Regions from separate parts of the Mus musculus genome. Here region 2 is linked to region 1. A link is a loop called in an ENCODE intact Hi-C map of the cell type or tissue named here. Cell type or tissue: left cerebral cortex. All regions are shown on one strand.

Region 1 (5,000 bases):
GCATATCAGAGGAGACCTGGCTCCTCCCTGCCACGTATTACTAGCATATTCATATTACTGGAAATCTTGAGTTCAAAAAAATCCTCTTGCCTAAATCTTTTGATTTAGCTGCAACCATAGGCCAGTTAAAAGGTGGGCATTTTAAAGAACAATGTATAAATTCAATTGCTGCCAGCTTCTTCTTTCTGTTTTTTTGAGATAGGGTTTCCCTGGCCATCCTGGAACTTACTCTGTAGACCAGGCTAGCCTCGAAATCAAAGATTTGCCTGCCTCTGCCTCCCGTTGAAAGGCGTGAACCATAACGGCCTAGCTTCTTCCTCTTTTCATTATTATTATTAATATTTTTTACTTTTTTTGAGACAGGGGTTCTTTGTTGCCCTGGCTGTCTGACGTCCTGGAGCTAGCTCGATTGACCAGGGTGCCTTGAACTCAAGAGATCCGCTTGCCTCTATCTCCCAAATGCTAGGATTAAGGGCGTGCACCACCATCACCCCCTTCTGCTTATTGTTTTTGTTTTTTTGAGACGGTTCTCTGTGTAGCCCTGGCTGTCCCTGGCTGTCCGGGAACTCACTCTGTAGACCAGGCTGGCTTCGAACTCAGAAATCCGCCTGCCTTTGCCTCCCAAGTGCTGGGATTAAAGGCGTGTGCCACCACTGCCCGGCTTGCTTATTGTTTTAAAAGGTGGTTTCCTGAAATTATGTGTGTATTGTTCAGGTTCATTCGCTTCAATATTTACCTTAAATTGCTCAAGCACCGCTGCACTAAGTTTTCTTTGGCAAGCCTTTCCTTTGGAGGAGAGAAAAAGTAGAGCTTTGGTGTATTCACAACTTAAAAAAAAAAAAGAGGTCTCAGATTCACATAGGTAATTTGTAAATCTCTAAAAACACCCTCCCTCTTTCTTCTTCTGGGCTTCACTATCAGGAACCCTAGTCTGTGTTTTCAGCCTGTACCCAAAATGACTGGGAGGCCAGAAGCCCCGGCACCATAGCTTGAGATCGCATGCCAACTTCCTATTTTGCAGCTTTGAAAACCTTAATGGTAGGAGTCTAACTAAGGTCGTAGGCTGCGACCTAGGGCGACTCTCCGGAAGACGCGAGAATGAGCAGCCCGAGTTGTAAAACTTTGCCTCGGCTTCCAGAGCTCTGTTTGGAGGGGAAAGCAGCCGTTTCTCCAGATAATTAACCATTTCTCCACCGGTCCGGTCACATCCCCGCCAGCCAAGCCTTCAAGAGCCCCGGACTCCGCGACAGCGGTGGCCGGGAGTGTCGCAAAGCCGCGCCTCCCGGGGTCCGCTTCCCGCCACCGGGGCTCCTCCTCCGCGCGCCGGCTCGGCTGCCGGCCCCCCGGAGGCGCCCGCGCGGGCAGGTCTTGGCGCCAAACGGGTGGCGGCGCTGTCCACCACGCGCGCGGCCGCGTCGGGCTCGAGGGAGGCGGGGGCTCGGCCGGCGGAAGAAGGGGCGGGAGCGAGGCGCGCGGTGCTCTCGCGGGCTCTCGCGCCGCTCGCGTGACGGGCTCCGGCTGTGCGCGGCGACGCTCAGGCTCCGCGGGGCACGGGCGGGCCGGGAGCGCGCCGCGGCGAGAGGGCGTCTGGTGCGGGTGGGCGCGAGGTGCGGGCGGCCGGCCGGCGAGCGAGCGAGCGGCCGGGCGGGCGCGGGGGACGCGCGGGCGTGCACCCGCGCGCGGGCTCTCGGAGGAGCCGCGGCCGAGGCTGCGCTTCCTCAGCCCGACGGAGAGCGGCAGTGTCGCCCCGGCCGGCGCACGCTCGGCCCGCTTCTCCCCCCGCGGCGGCTGCTCCTCGGCACCGCCAGCCCCAGCGCCGCTCCGGGGCGGGCGGGCGGCGGCGGCGGCGGCGGCGGGACGGACGGAGCCGCTTTGTGTGCAGCCCGACGAGGGGCGGCGGCGGCGGCGCAACCACCTGACAGAGGCCCGGCGCTCGCTGCACCGTCCGCCCGCATGAGGAGGAGGTAAAGCGGCGGCCGGGCTCGCGCCCTCGGCGGCGAGGGAGGGACGGAAGGGGAGACCGCAGGGGAGGGCGCGCGCGGAGGCCCGGCGGGGTTGCCCGGAGCGGCGGCTCAGGCCTTGGCGGTGCCGAGGAGCGCCGGGCGACCGAGGGGCTTGAGATGCCGCCGGGCTCGGTTGCTGAAGTTAAGGAACAAAAATGTGAAGTGCGGAGCCGGGTCCTTCGCTTCCTGGCGAGGGGCTCGGGCGGCTGGCGGGGGTGGCGGGCTGGCCGGGGAGGGGCGGCCGCGCGGCGGGGACGCCGGGAGCCCGGGGCTCGGCACGGCTATGGCGTTCTGCTCCCGGGCGCCGGCGCCGCGCGTGGGTCCTCTTGGGTACCTAGTTTTGCGGCCTAAGCTGAACCCTCTAGGCCTCGAGTCTCCTTTCCCGGAGGTGACCGGCCAGGCGGGGACCCAGCCGCTTCTCCTGAGCCAAGTGGGGCCGTTGGGTCCTCAATGTCCCCCCGAGGCCACCAAACTTCCGTCCTAGGTGCTCGGGGATACATTTCATTGTGAAAAGAGGGCTAGGAAACTCCGGGAGCTGCTCGGCGCCTCTCGCGGCCGGGGCTGCTGCAGCCGAGAACCCCGTGGCACCGGGGCTGGCTCGGGTGGGGGTGGCGGACGCCTAGCCGGGTCCGAAACCCAGGGAAGGAGCGAGTGGCGGGGTCCCCGGCCTCGGGGGGAAGAAAGGGCCCTTTCTAGATTAGAGATTTTTGAAATGAAAAAGAGGTTACAAAGTCGCCCCTTTTCCCGCTGAACTTTGATTTTCTGACCGATAGAGGCCGGTAGAGGACTGTGAGAGAAAAGTTATTCCCCAGGATGGACTTCACGCAGCCGAAGCCTGCCACTGCCCTCTGTGGCGTCGTGAGTGCGGACGGGAAGATCGCTTACCCTCCGGGAGTAAAAGAGATCACCGACAAGATCACCACCGATGAAATGATCAAACGTCTGAAGGTAAGGGTCTGGGTCGGCGATCTGCGCTCTGGATGGCTTTTGTGACTCGTGTGGTTTCATTGGACTACTCTCAACCTGGCCTTTGGAGTTTTTAGTACTAAGTTTTTGAAGATATCTTAACCGCCCCGGAAAAGTCCTGTTCTAACTTGGCGGTATCTTTGGATAAGTTCTGAAAGGACGGGGAATTTAAAGAGTGTGATCATTTTCTGTCCATAAGAACGCATGCATGGTTAGTTGTTTCCCTTGTGGTTATTTTATTTAGTGGATGTTGTTTAAGGGGCTCGATACCCTGAGGTGTAGACAGTGATTTTACCCACGAAAGTTCCTATTATTATCTACTCCAAGAAAAGACTGACTTGAGCACAAACAACCATATTGTCCCCCTTAGATTCTCGTAATTTTCTAATGGGAGCTTAACTATCTATACAGTGGGCTAAACTTAATACAGTGTACAGATTTTTCAGAATTCGAGCTTAAGGAGAAATGATGATTTTAGTACACATGCCCAAGAGAGTTGAAGGACGGGATTGTTGATATGTCTGTGAGTTTGTGTTTGTGTGTGCGCACCGGTTTTCTTGGTGTAACAATCTTGCGCTGTCATTTTGGGACTTAACTTTTCTGCTACTGCATAGGGCAGTGTTTGTTATGGAATCAGTTTCGAGCAGTGATTGTCACTTTGGACAACTTTGATGCACCAGGGGGTGTTGTAGGCAATTTCAGAGTCATTTTGGTTGTCACAGTTGGCTTGTGGGGAGTAGGCTGTGACGTTCTGTGAGGAGGCTAACAGTTGTCTAGTGAAAGATCTTAAACTATTGAAGTACAGTGTGGACAGTGGGAGAGGCAAAGAATGGGTTTGATGACTTGTTTAAGAGAGGACTAGTGGGCTGGAGAGATGGCTCAGCAGTTAAGAGCACTGACTGCTCTTCCAGAGGTCCTGAGTTCAATTCCCAGCAACCACATGGTGGCTCACAACCATCTGTAATGGGATCTGATGGCCCTTTCTGGTGTGTCTGAAGACAGCTACAGTGTGCTCATATAAGTAAAATAAATCTTTAAAAAAAAAAAAAAAAAGAGGACTAGTAACCCAGCTGCCTGCCCTTGAACTTAACCATTTTCCTGCCTCCACTTCCCAAAACACTAGTGGCATAACCACACCCTGCCAACAACAGTGGTTCTCAACCTGTGAGTCGAGACCCCCCCCCAACTATCTGATATCCTGTCTATTAGGTATTAACACTGTAATTCATAACAGTAGCAAAATTACAGTTATGAAGTAGCAATGCAATTATTTTGTTTGAGGTCACCACAACATGAGGAAGCAATAGGAAGGTTGAGACCCATTGTGTTAAAAGGTGCACTTCAAAGTCAGACATGGTGGAAGGCTAGGCAGGGAACATCGAGGACAATGTTTCTGCCTTATGCAACTTTATAAAATGGATTTCTAGGGCCTGATTTTAGGATTGAGCACAGTGCCCAGTAAATGTTGTGTGTTTAAAGTGTTCCTGTGTTTAAGTTTCCATTTGTTGCCTTTTTGAAAGACCTGGTTTCTTTAATTAAAAGGCACCTTTTCCATTTTCTTTCCATTTCTTTTTCCAGGGCTAGAGGTAGGGACTTGTGCAGGGAGCACATATTAAACTCAGGCTCTGCTCTATCTCTGAGCTATACCTTAGTCTAAAGCAGATAAATCTTTTAGTTGTTTTCAAGATAGGTTCTGGCCTAAAACTTGCTCTGTAGACAAGGCTGGCCACAACTTCTCTTTGCCTTTGAAGTGTTGGGAACGTGCCGTCAAGCTCCACTCAATGTGCCTTTGTTTTACGTGTGAGGTTACTGCGTGGACATGCATGTTCATGTGTAGGTACCGAGCGAGGCACTGTAGCTGGTCTTTGCTACTTGGTGGGGCTTTTCCCATCCTCTGTCCTCCAGTTCCACCCCATCACTAGATAAAGAAGGGGAGGGGCTGGAGAGAGGCCTGAATCTGATTTCTTCTTGTTTCTTTGTGCATGACTACTAACAAGCTGCAAACAACCTCTGTAAAGGACCAACAATCAC
Region 2 (5,000 bases), 260 kb after region 1:
GTGCCTGGCCTTTTCTCCTTTTTGATTTTTAGGCTTAAGTTGATCTCTAGCAGCAAAAGAAACAGAACAAACCTTCACATTAAAAGTGGGCGTGGCGGTAATCATGATCCCTGGGGGAGGGAGGGCAGAGGGGTCAAGTAAGGGGATCATTGCAAGTAAAAGGCCAGTCTGAACTATATACTGAGTTCCAGATCTGCCACCTCTACACAGAGACCATGTCTCAAAAAACTCCCGTGGGCAGGCTAAATAATTTTGCCTTTTAAAAAAAGTTTATGCATACAGATGTCTGTGTATGTTCGTGCTGGTAGATAGAGCGTGGTCTCCTGGAGCAGGAGTTTTAGGCAGTGTTGAGTCCTCTGATATGGGTCCTGGGGAGTAAACATCTTAGCCCTTTCTCCAGGGGACAGTTTTACTTTCTATGCATTTGTAAGGACTGGGGACAGTTCGGTGGTAGAGTGCTTAGAGTTCAATCTCTAGTAACACACACACACACACACACACACACACACACACACACACACACACACACACACGCAAATTAACACCCACACATATCTACGTTGCATACGCCTTGCTATGCATCATACAGACAACCTCCCTTTTAGAATTTGGCTGGAAAGTTTTCCTGGAAAATACGCCCTCCAGGCGTGGGCGCCCGGGTTCTCTGGCCAAGGACCAACCCGGAGACACTGGTTCAGTCATTATGGAACTCAGCATCGTTTTGACCTGAGGTATCTCCTTCCCAGACCCGGCGCCATCCGGATGGGACGTGACTAAACTCTGGGCAACTGTCTGAAGGGCGCGGCGGACTCAGGGGCTTGAAGAGCTTAGGAGAGCAGGGGAGGCCCTCCATCAGAGTCCAGGGGCCGAGAACGGAGCTCGGGCTCCAGGATAAGGGGAAGAGTCAGAAAGCCGGAAGACCTTTTTCTGTGGGCTCGCTCTCCCCTCCCAGGCCCTATGATCACGGGTGGTTCACTTGGCACGCGCGAACCTTCCTCATGCCAGATTCCAGGGACCCAGAGCGGGGAAGGAGCACAGACAAGGATGACCAACAGGGACCACGACGCCCCTCCCTGCAGCTAGTCAGCCTAGCGGGACCAGCGGCGCACGCAGCCACGCCCAGCGCCGCTCGCTGCGGGCGAGGGCGGAGCCCGTGACTTAGCTGGAGCTGATTCGCCCTGCTCCTCAAGGGGCGTGGTCATACAGTTCGGATCCCGCCCCCTCTGCCGCTCTGGGTCCAGAAGGAAATAGAGGCCTGCCCGGGGGGCCTGGAGCGGAGGGAGGCGGGGCAGCGCGGGGCGGTGGCCGGGTCCAGAGTCCCGGGAGGCTTGGCTGCAGGGGAATGAAGCCTCCGCCTTCCCCGGCAGAAGTATTTAAATACGGCCGCGGGCCGGGGACTCGGGGAGCGGCGGGCGGAGCGGTGGGTAGAGCCTGCGGCTTGGGAGGAAGGCGCTGTCCGAGAGAACGGGATCTGCACGGCCGCTGTGTCCCTGCTTTGGAAGTGGGTAAGCACCGATCCTTTCGGGATGCCCCCTCCTCGCGGCCCAGGTGCGCGCGCGGTCCCGGGTCCGCTCCCCGTTCGCGGCGGGGCTCTCTACTGCACCATCCTGGTCCCCTTTTTCGGGCCCGGCGAGAATCACGTCGTGCGCTTGCAGGAGGTCAGCCGAGCCGAGCTTTTAATTTCGCAACTCGCGCGTCTTCAAGCCAGTTCTTTCCATTTTCCGATTTGAAACCAACGAGATTTTCCCGCCGCTTCAGAAAGCCAAACGCCCTCCCCCCCCCCGCCCCCGAAGGAAAGGGTCCTCTCCGTGGGGCCTAATGGACGCTTCACAGTCCTAAGCTTTGTTGGGGATTAGAGTCTGCTCACCTGGGAGGCTGCTGCTCTCCTCTGGTAGCCCCTAAATGTAGAAAGCAAAGCCCCTTAAAGATGCATCCCTAAGGCATTTATCCTATACTATCCTGGGGGTGTGTGTGGCTCACGCAGTTCATTATTGGCCTCTGGACACATACGCTCGGACGTTATACTTAATGTCAGGGAAGGCCTTTCTTGGGGGCTTCAGAGACCATGTTTTTGTGAGATCTTAAAAATCTTCACGTACTACGCGTAATTGAATAGGGTTGGTTGAGAAAGAGAGGAGGGGCTGGCTGGGAGAGAGTGCATACGTGGGGCACACAGAGGACTAACTGTTCATCCACTCACCTCAAAGGCCAGTCTGGTTTTTTTTTTTTTTTTTTTTTTTCAAATCCCCTAAGAAATGGAGAACAGTAGTCTGGTCTGTTTCTTCTGAGGGGTTCTGGACTTGAAAGAGCTGAGTGTTTCTGCTTGTGAGCTGTGCTTTTTGAGTACTGAGCTAGTCTGAGCTGAATGCTACACAACCCTGGTTTGGAAAATACATCCCGTCCCCTGCCCCCTTCTTTCATCTCTGTATTGCTTTCTCTGCCATAAAATCTCTAGCCACTAGGCATGCTCTATCATTTCTCAAATTTCCACAGCTGTGGATCATTCTCGTTAGACATAAAATTAAGTCTTTCACAATCTTTTTTTTTTGAATCAGGCATCTTTGTAAGTGTGCTTCCAGGAAATGACTGAGGTTGGTGTATCCAGCTGTCTTATCATGTCTGCTGCTTAGTTCTTCAGTAGCTGTGAAGGGGTGGCAGATGGATGCTATTCTATTCAGAGTGCAGTATAGGACATTTGTCGGCTGGTAGTGACATCCTGTAGGTTGAAATGCTTATCTGAATTTATGACACTTTACATGAACAGTATTTTCAGGATGGTGTGGTATGTCGTGGTTCCCGGAATATTTGAGGTGAAGACTCATTTCAGAATGACCTATTCAATAGGCAAACAAGCCCACTTTTCAGTCAACACAGTGAGGGCCAGAGGGTATACAGAAGGAGAAGTAGAATATGGTGAGATGAGCTTACTGGTAAAAACACTTGCCACACAAGCCTTCAGTCAATCCCCAGCACCCACAGTGAAAAGAAAGTCTGGACCCCCAAAAGTGGTCCTCTGACCTCCACCCTTGCCTTGGCCTGCATATCACAAAACAAAACGCGAAAATTAGGAAGAAAACAAACAAACAAAAAACAGAATTAGAAAACATGTATCATAGAAACTGTATTGATAACATTGTATCAAGCTTCATGTTAAAGTTTGGTTTTTTTTTTTTTTTTTTTCTTCGAGACAGGGTTTCTCTTTGTATCCCTGGATGTCCTGGAACTCACTCCATAGACCAGGCTGGCCTGGAACTCAGAAATCCTCCTGCCTCTACCTCCCACTTGCTGGGATTAAAGGTGTGCGCCACCACTGCCTGGCTCATGTTAAAGCTTCCTGAGGATTTTTTTTTTTTTTTGAAACTTCCAAGTAACTTTATTTGCTATGCACTGTGTATCTGTCTCCTTAAGTAATTGCCTTGTATACACTGTACTTTATAAGAAAACTAGCAAGGCCCAGGGTACCAACCCAAAATGAAGACCCAACTCAAGTAGCTGAGTGTGTGGCTCATGCCTATAATCAGTTCCCAGGAGGCTGAGGCAGAAGGATCACCATGAGTTCCTGACCAGCCTTGGCTGCAGACTGAAACCTTAGTGAGAGACAGAAATTGGGTGTGTGTAGAGAAGAGAAGAAGGAAGAGGAGGAAGGAGAAAGAAAACACAAAACTGAGGGGGGAAAAACCCAGATGTATCTAGTTCTCCAGTACAGATGCAGCTGCAGTAGTCAGTAGCAACTACTTAGAGAGAATTCTGAATTCCGGTCTTGAAATAAAGGCAGATAAGAAGTAACTTAAGGACTAGGGGGTGGGACACAGGGGTAGAATGTCTACCTGAGACCTTGGATTTAATCCCCATGCATTATAAAAACAAACCATATTAGAGGTTACTTGGGGGAAAATCTGAGCCTATTCTTAAGGTGGCTAAGGGAGGTAGCGGTCTAATTGTTTCCTGTTAACTATGATTGGCCATCTTAACTACTGCTATGAAACATGAAGTCTGCAATCCCAGAGGCCCAGGGAACAGTTATTAACTCAATACTCAGTGACAGATAGCCATCCTAGGTGTTAAAGGTATGGCAGTGAACAGCAGCTGATACGGAGCACAGCCTTAGCGCTGGAGACATGCCTCAGCTATTAAAGAGACTTTGTTCCTCTTGCATAAGACCTGGGTTCAATTCCAAGCACTCACATTGGTGGCTTACAACCATCTAACCCAGGCACTCAGGCGGTGTACATTAATTCATATTAAATAAATCTAATTTAAAAAAAGATCCATTAGCTTGGGATATATTATTAAACTATGACCTCCTTAAGCCCAGGCGTTCCCTTCCATAGGCATTTGATCTATGCGTATCCTGTGAATGTTAACAGACCATGTCCAGTCTGAGCTTGAGGCTATTGGCTGTTTTAATAGCTGTAACTTCTTGGCTATGGAATTAAGTTATAACCCTGAAAGATCCTCTGGACCAACATTACTTAGAAATTCTACTTATTAGTTTAATTAGGGTGCGAGACAAGTGTCTATTTTTCTTTTAAAGGATGTGTCTTTATTTTATGTGTTTGGATATTTTGGCTGCATATATGTCTATACCATGTACATGCCTGGTAACTGTGGTCAGAAGGCATCAGATCCCCTGAAACTGGAGTTATGAATGGCTGTGAACCACTATGTGGTGTAGGGGGTTAAACCTAGGTCATCCGGGAGAAGAGCAAGAGATAATAACCACTGAGCCATCTCTCCAGCCTGGTCAGATGTCTTATATGTGATAGTTCTGGTTCGGTCCTGTGAACCTTGAAGATGAACGTGTAGGCCTAGAGTTAATTAGGGTTTAGGTGTTAAATTATGATGATGCGGCTTACAGATATACTGAGTGGACATGCTGCAAGTGGAACAGATAGCACGGTTGAGATTTTACAGTGTAGGCCCTTGGTATCTCTGGGACAGTCCATCCGGGACTACCACAAATGCCCAATTCTGGAAATGCTCAAGTCCTTTAAGTAAAA

The links. Peaks named below come from ENCODE experiments on the same cell type or tissue, not always from the same donor. Only the 100,000 strongest peaks of a DNase experiment are listed, where the experiment ranks them.
Region 2: a loop joins it to region 1, with 2.5 times the contacts of the local background. A loop is called at or near these places in 1 of 42 quality-filtered maps.

What each region holds. Positions count from the first base shown.
Region 1 is chr5:65,694,714-65,699,713 of GRCm38, reverse strand. It overlaps Pds5a (PDS5 cohesin associated factor A), which reads left to right and starts at 1,478. Exons shown (of 33, transcript NM_001081321.3): 1 at 1,478-1,964; 2 at 2,777-2,951. The coding sequence starts at 2,817. In left cerebral cortex, CTCF peaks have their summits at 1,201, 1,400, 1,731 and 2,771; DNase peaks (open chromatin) are centred at 1,487, 1,669, 1,994, 2,737 and 1 more place; H3K4me3 peaks cover 2,632 bases; H3K27ac peaks cover 1,449 bases.
Region 2 is chr5:65,432,129-65,437,128 of GRCm38, reverse strand. It overlaps Ugdh (UDP-glucose dehydrogenase), which reads left to right and starts at 1,287. Exons shown (of 12, transcript NM_009466.2): 1 at 1,287-1,505. In left cerebral cortex, a CTCF peak has its summit at 2,462; DNase peaks (open chromatin) are centred at 703, 1,169, 1,648, 2,452 and 1 more place; H3K4me3 peaks cover 2,539 bases; H3K27ac peaks cover 1,522 bases.